Linked DNA regions of Homo sapiens: region 2 is linked to region 1. The links are chromatin loops, found by intact Hi-C in ENCODE. Cell type or tissue: dorsolateral prefrontal cortex. All regions are shown on one strand.

What was found. Peaks named below come from ENCODE experiments on the same cell type or tissue, not always from the same donor. Only the 100,000 strongest peaks of a DNase experiment are listed, where the experiment ranks them.
Region 2: it touches region 1 in a loop (2.4-fold over the local background); 2 of 110 quality-filtered maps call a loop at or near these places.

The regions. Positions count from the first base shown.
Region 1 is chr6:97,500,576-97,504,575 of GRCh38, reverse strand. The region is part of intron 1 of LOC101927314 (a long non-coding RNA gene); the gene reads right to left. Among named protein-coding and RNA genes, the nearest start is that of MMS22L, 220 kb to the right of the region's middle. In dorsolateral prefrontal cortex, a CTCF peak has its summit at 2,492 (motif pointing left); no DNase peak of the experiment used is centred here; H3K4me3 peaks cover 1,004 bases; H3K27ac peaks cover 1,111 bases.
Region 2 is chr6:97,584,345-97,588,344 of GRCh38, reverse strand. All of the region lies in intron 1 of LOC101927314 (a long non-coding RNA gene), which reads right to left. Among named protein-coding and RNA genes, the nearest start is that of MMS22L, 300 kb to the right of the region's middle. In dorsolateral prefrontal cortex, a CTCF peak has its summit at 1,782; no DNase peak of the experiment used is centred here.

The DNA of each region.
Region 1 (4,000 bases):
TGAGTTTACCTATGTAACAAACCTGCACATGTACCTCCAAACCTAAAATAAATTTTATTTTAAAAAAGAAGTGCCATTTGTATACAGCTGCCTACATTGTATGTAGCTCCAGTTTTTGTGATATCTACCTGATGATTAGGTTAGACTACGAGACCTAAGCTGAGTCTTCTCCTTCTCATCACTTGCAGGATTTTTCATCACACACATAACTAATTTGTCGATGTCAGTTTCAGTAAAAAATTGTAAGTTTGATGAGGGCAGGAGGCTATGGCTCTTGCTCACTACTATTCTACTGTTCCATTTCCTGCCTGTTGCAGAATACAGAGGACACATTAAATAGATGACTACTGAATGAATAAACTTTAGACTTGCTTTCACTGACTTTTGCTTTCTCAAGATGCTACAACTAGTTTTTATTATACTTACACGTGTGTTTACCATAGGCTATAGTTAAGAAACATATTTCCTGGGATTACACAGTGTTCTATTACAACCCAGGAGATAAATTTCCTATAAGCCTGAATACCCTGAAATAGTTGCATATCTCCTGAGAAATCTATTTATTCTCTTGATGTTGACTCTGTGTATCTTGGAATTGTTTCCATCTTTGTATTGGCTGCTAGAGAGCTAAAACCTAAATCTGCAGCCCAAGTCTCACAGGCACATAGGGGTTCACAATAGGCATTTGGTTCCACAGTTACTCTTTTCTCCACCCTTCCCTCCTTCTCTGGCTTTCCTTTGGCTTTCATTTCCCTCACTTAGTTTTAAATCTATTTTATGTATCTTTGTAAGTCACCTTAATTTCTTTTTGAAACAAGGTAGGACACAAATAAATTGATTTTTTCCCTTCATGATAGAAGTTATTAACTTTGCTGAAGAGGAGAGTGGGCCAAGGAAGACAAAATATAGACTTCAGCAATGTATGGCTGATTTTAAGAGACCTTGGGGATACCTTGTGAAGAGAAGATACTATTTCTAACCCACATTGTATGGTTTTAGTTTTATGTAGAGCACAAGGCAATTGTACAATGTCAACCCTTTTTATTATGTTATATCATTATGTTAATGCTACAAAATATCTAAAAATTAAAAAAGAAACAAAGGAATGTAACTGGACCTGAAGAAGCTTCACTTTTACTTATGGTCAGAACATTAGAAATAAAGAAAATTGATGAAACTGTAAAAATATATGAAAACCATTGGTACCAAGCAGACAGAATAAACTCTCACTCTTGAATTATGTTTTGAGATACAGCACCCTCCCCTCCATCCTCCTCTCCTTCTCAGAGAAAATTATCAATTTTTCATGAGAGGTAGATTCTCAAGAGACAGAGAAATAGACCAATGCTAGATAAGAGCAAATAATCATAATTTTTAAAGAACTAATACTTCAGTTGAATAGTTTATGCAGAAATGCAGTTGCATTTTATCATAATCTCACAAAATCATGATAATTGTCAATCTGAATATAGGATATTTATCTGTTTGTTATTACTAACCCTACAACTACATATCAGGTGCATTTAACTGAAAGGAAGAAACAATGACAAAGGAAAGCATGCACATGTGTGTGCATGCACGCAGACACACACACACACACACTCTCTCTCTCTCTGTCATCTGCCCCAAATAACAAAAGCATCTCTGCCACAAGAATTGTGCCCATCTCTGCTCCAAGTACAGATAGAGAACTACCGCCAGTCTATTTTAGCACACCCATTTAAATTCTGTACATCTTTATAAATGCAGTTATCATTACCATTGTTGCCTTATCACTCTCCATGATTGCTCTCTTTCAGTCAAGTACAAAGACAGCCTGACTATAAATGTTTTGTCATAAAACTGCTATTCAAACAATAAAAAAGGGTTATAATAGTACTAAAAATAATTTACCCCCAAGGCTGCTGTATAGACTGGCAGTGTGCAGATTGAGGGGCACAAAATACCTCCAGCCACATTCTCACTACCCTCTAGACGCTTCTGCATCTGTACCTATATCTGCATGGTTTCAAAGACATTTCAGACATTATCACATGGCCAGAATATCTAGGACCTTTTCAGTATATGATTTTTAAACATGAAAATCATTTTTAGCAAAATTATCATTATTGTACTTAAGAAATAAGAGATAAATTAGATAGAGCATTTGTATCTTTCAAATAGAAAGCTACTTTTAAATTCTTTAGTTTGGGAGCAGCTGGGTAAAAATGCATTGTGTGTGTATATATATAATAAAATATATTTTATACAACATATTACATATCTACATCATAGATACATGTATATATATCACACACAAATATACATATAACACATACTCATGTCATATATAGAAACATACATATATTACATATACATACATACATCATATATAACATATATATTACATACATATATATATTACACATATACACATACACCCACATATAAAATCTTTACTTTGAAAATGCTTTTGATGGCATCAGGACCGGCTGTGCACTGCCACCCAGGGGCTGTCTACAACATTTTAATACTGCTATCTTGCCAAGAGGCATTCAAAGTCATTACCGAATGCATCCTGGACAGTCCTTCATTGTAGTTGTTAGCATTCCCATTGCATTTTCCTGTAGTTTTGGTGTCATTTCCCATATCATGAATGCACATTTCAAAGAAAGGCAGAGAAAAGAAGAGAAAAAAGAATGCCAAACAAGCAAAAGACCACCTAGAAGGAAACAAATTATACTGACAAGGCTGACGAAAAGGAGTAAGAAAAGGGGAAAGACAGGAAGGAGGAGGTTTATCAGGGCTTCATGCCCACTGCTCTGGGTAAATATCCCTCCTTGTAACAATAAAGAAATAAAGTACAAAGAAAGGATAAAGCAGAAGATTACAGACCTGGTCGGTGTTTGATAAATGGCACTCTACTTCACTTTGCTTATTGTGTACTTCATACCTCACTCCTGAATATGGAAGAGAATTTTATTAAAGATTTAGCCACGGTGGTGGTGGTGACTGGCTCACAGTAATTTTCCTACAAAGTAGTTTAATCTATCACAGGGCAGACAGTGCACCTTCTTACCATGTATCATATCTGTCTATTGAGTAAGTGCTATCCAAATCCAATTTCTTTTCATTTTTGGAACCTGTGATGCATATTCAAGATACACTTTCGTTTTGTCTTTGCCCTAAATTGGGCGCTGTATGAGATGGGAGGAAAAAAGTACTAATAAAAAGGAAATATGCACTCTATAGTTTCCATATCATTCTGGTCATTTTTTGTATTTTATAAAAATAAATTGCATAAGTTTAATGGCATATGATATTGACATGTAGAGTCCCCAAAACCTTTTATATTTATGAATATGAATATGAAGCATTGCATCACTGATTATAAAATGAACTTAGAAAATCATTATAGTCAAGTTCCAGTTTTAATCTTTGTGAAGTTGTTCCATTCAATAATGAGGTGACTCGTCCAATAATATGGAAACTGTTTCAACCAAAATCATTCAGCAGTTCATTATGTGGTAAAATGTAAATCCAGAAATGTCATAAGCAAGGTACCTTCAGAGTGCTCCGTTACGGAATCACAGAAATTAGAAAAGCCCTGTGAGGTCACTCACTTCATCTGTTCCTGGTATCAGGGTGCTCTCAGCAAAATATTTTCAAATATAGAGTCTATTCTCCCATTATGAGATTCTATTATTTCTCCTTTCATTGCATTACTTTTTTCACTATGATGAATTGTTTTCTAACCTGACAATCATTGCCTTTAAACGTTATTGGACTTTTTGTAACAAATAAATAATTCTGCCCTTACCTACTTGTAACTAATCCCTCTTATTACTGCTATATCCTTCTTACAGACACTCTTTAAAACAGACCTCAAACATTTTTTAAAAAAACAGAAGGCTAACTAACATATATTTTGGCCAGTAAAAGGTACATGAGAATCACTAACTAGTATTGTCTGAAAGTTCCCTAGAGGATCCAGAGATCTTAGACAGTCACTTCCTATCTA
Region 2 (4,000 bases), 84 kb before region 1:
CTACAATGAGGGACAACTGGACATAGGAATCTAGAGCATGGAGAAGCTGTAAGGATGGAAGACTTAATCTTTTTTTTTTTTTTTATTTGAGACAGAGTCTTGCTCTGTCACCCAGGCTGGAGTGCAGTGGCGCGATCTTGGCTCACTGAGACCTTTGCCTCCCAGGTTCACGCCATTCTCCTGCCTCAGCCTCCTGAGTAGCTGGGACTACAGGCGCCCGCCACCACGCTCGGCTAATTTTTTTTGTATTTTTAGTAGAGACAGGGTTTCACCGTGTTAGCTAGGATGGTCTCAATCTCCTGACCTCGTGATCCGCCCGCCTCGGTCTCCCACAGTGCTAGGATTACAGGCTTGAGCCACCGGGCCTGGCTGGAAGACTTAATCTTACTGTGCCATCAATATATATTTTAAATTATTAGTGGTTGCGTTTCCTGGGAAGAAAGCATAGAAAAGGAACACAGATTCAAAATCAAATCCAGAGGAATTCCCACATGTAGTGATAGAAGTGGAAAAAACTAGGCAAACACAAGGGAAAAGAGGTAGAAGAAAATGAAGAGAGTAACTCTTTTGTGGCTTCTTGCAAGAATCGGCCCAATTTTTAAAAGGAAGGAGTGGTCAGTTGAGCCAAATGCTGCTCAGAATACGCTAAGCTCACTCCCACCAGCTACAACCCACTCCTCCTGCCACTTTCAGCCTGACTCAAGAATAAGATAAATCTCTAAGTATGTTTCAAATTTATCAAACATAAATAGGTCCCAAGTATGTGGGCCTTAAAAAACAGTAAGACTCACATATAGAAGGACAATGTGAATGAATAAAAAATTGCCAATTTTCAGCTATAGATAGTAATCTGGGATAATTTAAATTAAATGAACATTTTACTACATGCCAAAGTAAACTTCAGAGAGTTGTTAAATGTTTTTTATACATTGATGAAAAGTGAATAGAAAAGAGAATAGAATATCAGATCTACGAAAGAATAACTTTCTCAGATTTGAAGCAAAGAAAAAATAATGAAGGAAAAGATCAACAGATTTTAATATACATTCACTTAGAACTCCCAATCAATGAAAATCAGTAACTCAGATAAAAAGCACGTGTAGGAGAAAATATTCTGAAGTTGTAATGGTTGTATTTACTGAGACTTTACTGGATCAGTCACAAGCAGGTAACAATTAATTTATTATTTCCCACCACTTTTCCTGATTGATCAGATTTCAAAGCTATTTGCAGTCACTTGCAGAAAGTAAAAGTTCGATTCAGTCTAATATCAAAACTACAGATCATCAGCTAATGACATTCTTCTTCCCTCCTCCAGTTTTGGCCTGCCCTGGACTCAGAAACCCACAGGAAGGAAAAGAATATAAGCAGCTTCTTCACATTTTCTTCACTCCACCTCTTTGTAACTACTCTCTAGCTGCTATTTTGGTCCCTCTAGAGTTGGGTCTGCAGGAGTAAATTAAGAGAAAGGGACAGTGTACTATGGCTAATGAGCTGTCTCTGACATCAGGACTGCTTGTTTTTTTCCCAGGGCATTTTGGGAAACTTCTTGGTTCATTGAAAGCAGAGGATGTCATCTTATGCTGGCTTTTAAGACAAACTTCCTCAGTCCCCTACCTTCTGAGGCTTCACAGTATGGATATTCTATCTATTGGAAAGTTTCCCCCAACCCAGAAGACTTGTTTCTCCTGAAGGTGAATCTTCCAGAGCAGAATCTCTTTCAAGATAATACAGTTGGCTTCCCTTCATCCAGTTCATTTGGTCTGCTGGAAAACTCAAGCATCTTAGCTCCCCCTGTGGGTAATTCAGCTAGTTCTTCTACATTCACAGGATCTAACCAGCCAAGCTGTCACTTTGGGACTGCTCAGGCCTGGGTTGGGTAGCAGTTCCTGTTTCCCTTAAATTTCAGGGGACATAAGACACTTCCCCTCTCAAAGTAGATTTCTTAAAGCTTCTCCAGCTTTGCTGGAGGGGGAGAAATATCCCTTCTGCTACTCCATGAGGAATGAGAGAGGGAATGCCACAACACACACACACAACTCACTCTCCATTTCTCTTTTACCCCAAGATAGCCTTTGTAACTGGCCTGTTGTGTATAATGTTGTTTTCACAGTACTCTGAGACCATGAGAAAATGCACAGTTAGCATGCTGCTTCATTGTTAGGGTTGGAGTGGGTCCTTTTACATTGCTGGTAGCAATTGTATATCAGTACAACCTTTTAGAAAGAATTGCAAGGCCTAGTAATTCTGCTGGAAATACTACTCAAAAAAACCATGAAAAGGTCTATGCATATAGATGTCCACCGTAGTATTCATTGTCTAAAGCAGTTCCCAGATCACAAATGTCTGCTAATGCTAAATCATAAGGAGAAGTTTGTTTTCTCAGAAACTTACATTAACAAGTATTTTACTCACCCTTTCTTACTTTTAACTTTTGCTTGTGAGGACCCTCACTCTTCCCCACTAGTCTTGACTTCCTAATCTTATTTTCATCGTTGTAGGTCCAAATTTTGTTGGAACTTTGTTACATGAGACACGATTTTGTTAGTTCTCTCAAGCAACTTATGGACAACAGCAGTTACAAAAGAAAGAATGAATGAGGAAACCCCTGCAAGAACACTCAACTGTCCAAAAAGAATAGTGAAACTGCCTGAGGCAGCAGTCACTGTCAATCAAAGACATCACATTGCCCTACCCAGACCACCATAACAATTTAATCAGAATCTGTAGGGGTGAGCTGAGGCTTCATAATTTCTTTAACCCCTCCCATGGGTGATCCTAATGTGTAGCCAAATTTGAGAATCACCATTATAGAGATTATCATCTAGAGAAAAGAAGAGACAGGCAAAAGAGCACATGAATAATATATGTATTATAGAGCCAATCAAAATTTTAAAAGATGAAGAACAGATAGAAAAACATGGTATAACCTCTAAACATAGCATACAAAGGCCTTTATCATCTCATCTCTACTTACACTATCCTATTTGTTGCTCCTTTCGTGGTCCTTCCCATCCTGTGTTAGAACCACACTAACCTTCTCAGGTACCTAAACATGCTAGGCCCTCTTGGGCTCAGCCTGATTTCCTTCTTGATCTACCTAGATCATTCCTTCTCCCAGCTAACAGATGAGGTGCATTCCCCTACAAATGGCCTCTCTGACAACAGAACAAGACTCCGTCTCAAAAAAAAAAAAAAAAAAAAAGGCCTCCCTGACCATCCAGGCTGACCTGGATGCCTATGTATATCATAGCACTTCCTGCTCAAAACAGGTCATGTCACACTGTATTGTAACTGTTAGTTAATTTATATTTCAGTTTTTATCACTTTGAAAGCAGGAACACTGTCTTCATTTCATCTCTGAATCCTAATATCTATCAATGTGACTCGCACAGAGGAAGTGTTCAATAAATGTTGGGTTGAATTTTTTAATGCACATAATATAAATAATCATCAAATACAAAATTGTAACTATGAAAACATTTTTGGATTGGAGAATTATATATTAGAAGAAGGAGGAAAAGAAAAAATGAGTGACAGAGAAAGAAAACAAAGAAAGCAAAGAAGAAAGAGAAAGGAGGAGAGAGGGAGGGAGGACAAGATGGAGGGAGGAAGGCAAGAAAAAAAACTAATACAGAATACCTTGTAATTGACAATAATTATAATTTCATTTAATTCACACAGAATTCTCTGGGGTAAATACTATTTTTCTTATCTCACAGATGATTAAACTGAGGTCAAGAGAATTAAATCATTTATTCAACTTTGGAAAGTTTATAAGTACTATATTCAGGTTTTGAATCAAGGTTTATAAGATCAAAAATAGCTATCATTTTCAGAACTAAAATAGTTATTTTTTAACCTTGATTTAAGAGAAATGTTTCATGGGCTGGAGGCTACAAGCAGGGTGAAGTACCAGCAGATAAGAAAGTCAACACAGGTCTATCTTCTATAATGCTCAAAAGTAAATCCACTCACATACAAATCCACAGTTGCAGTC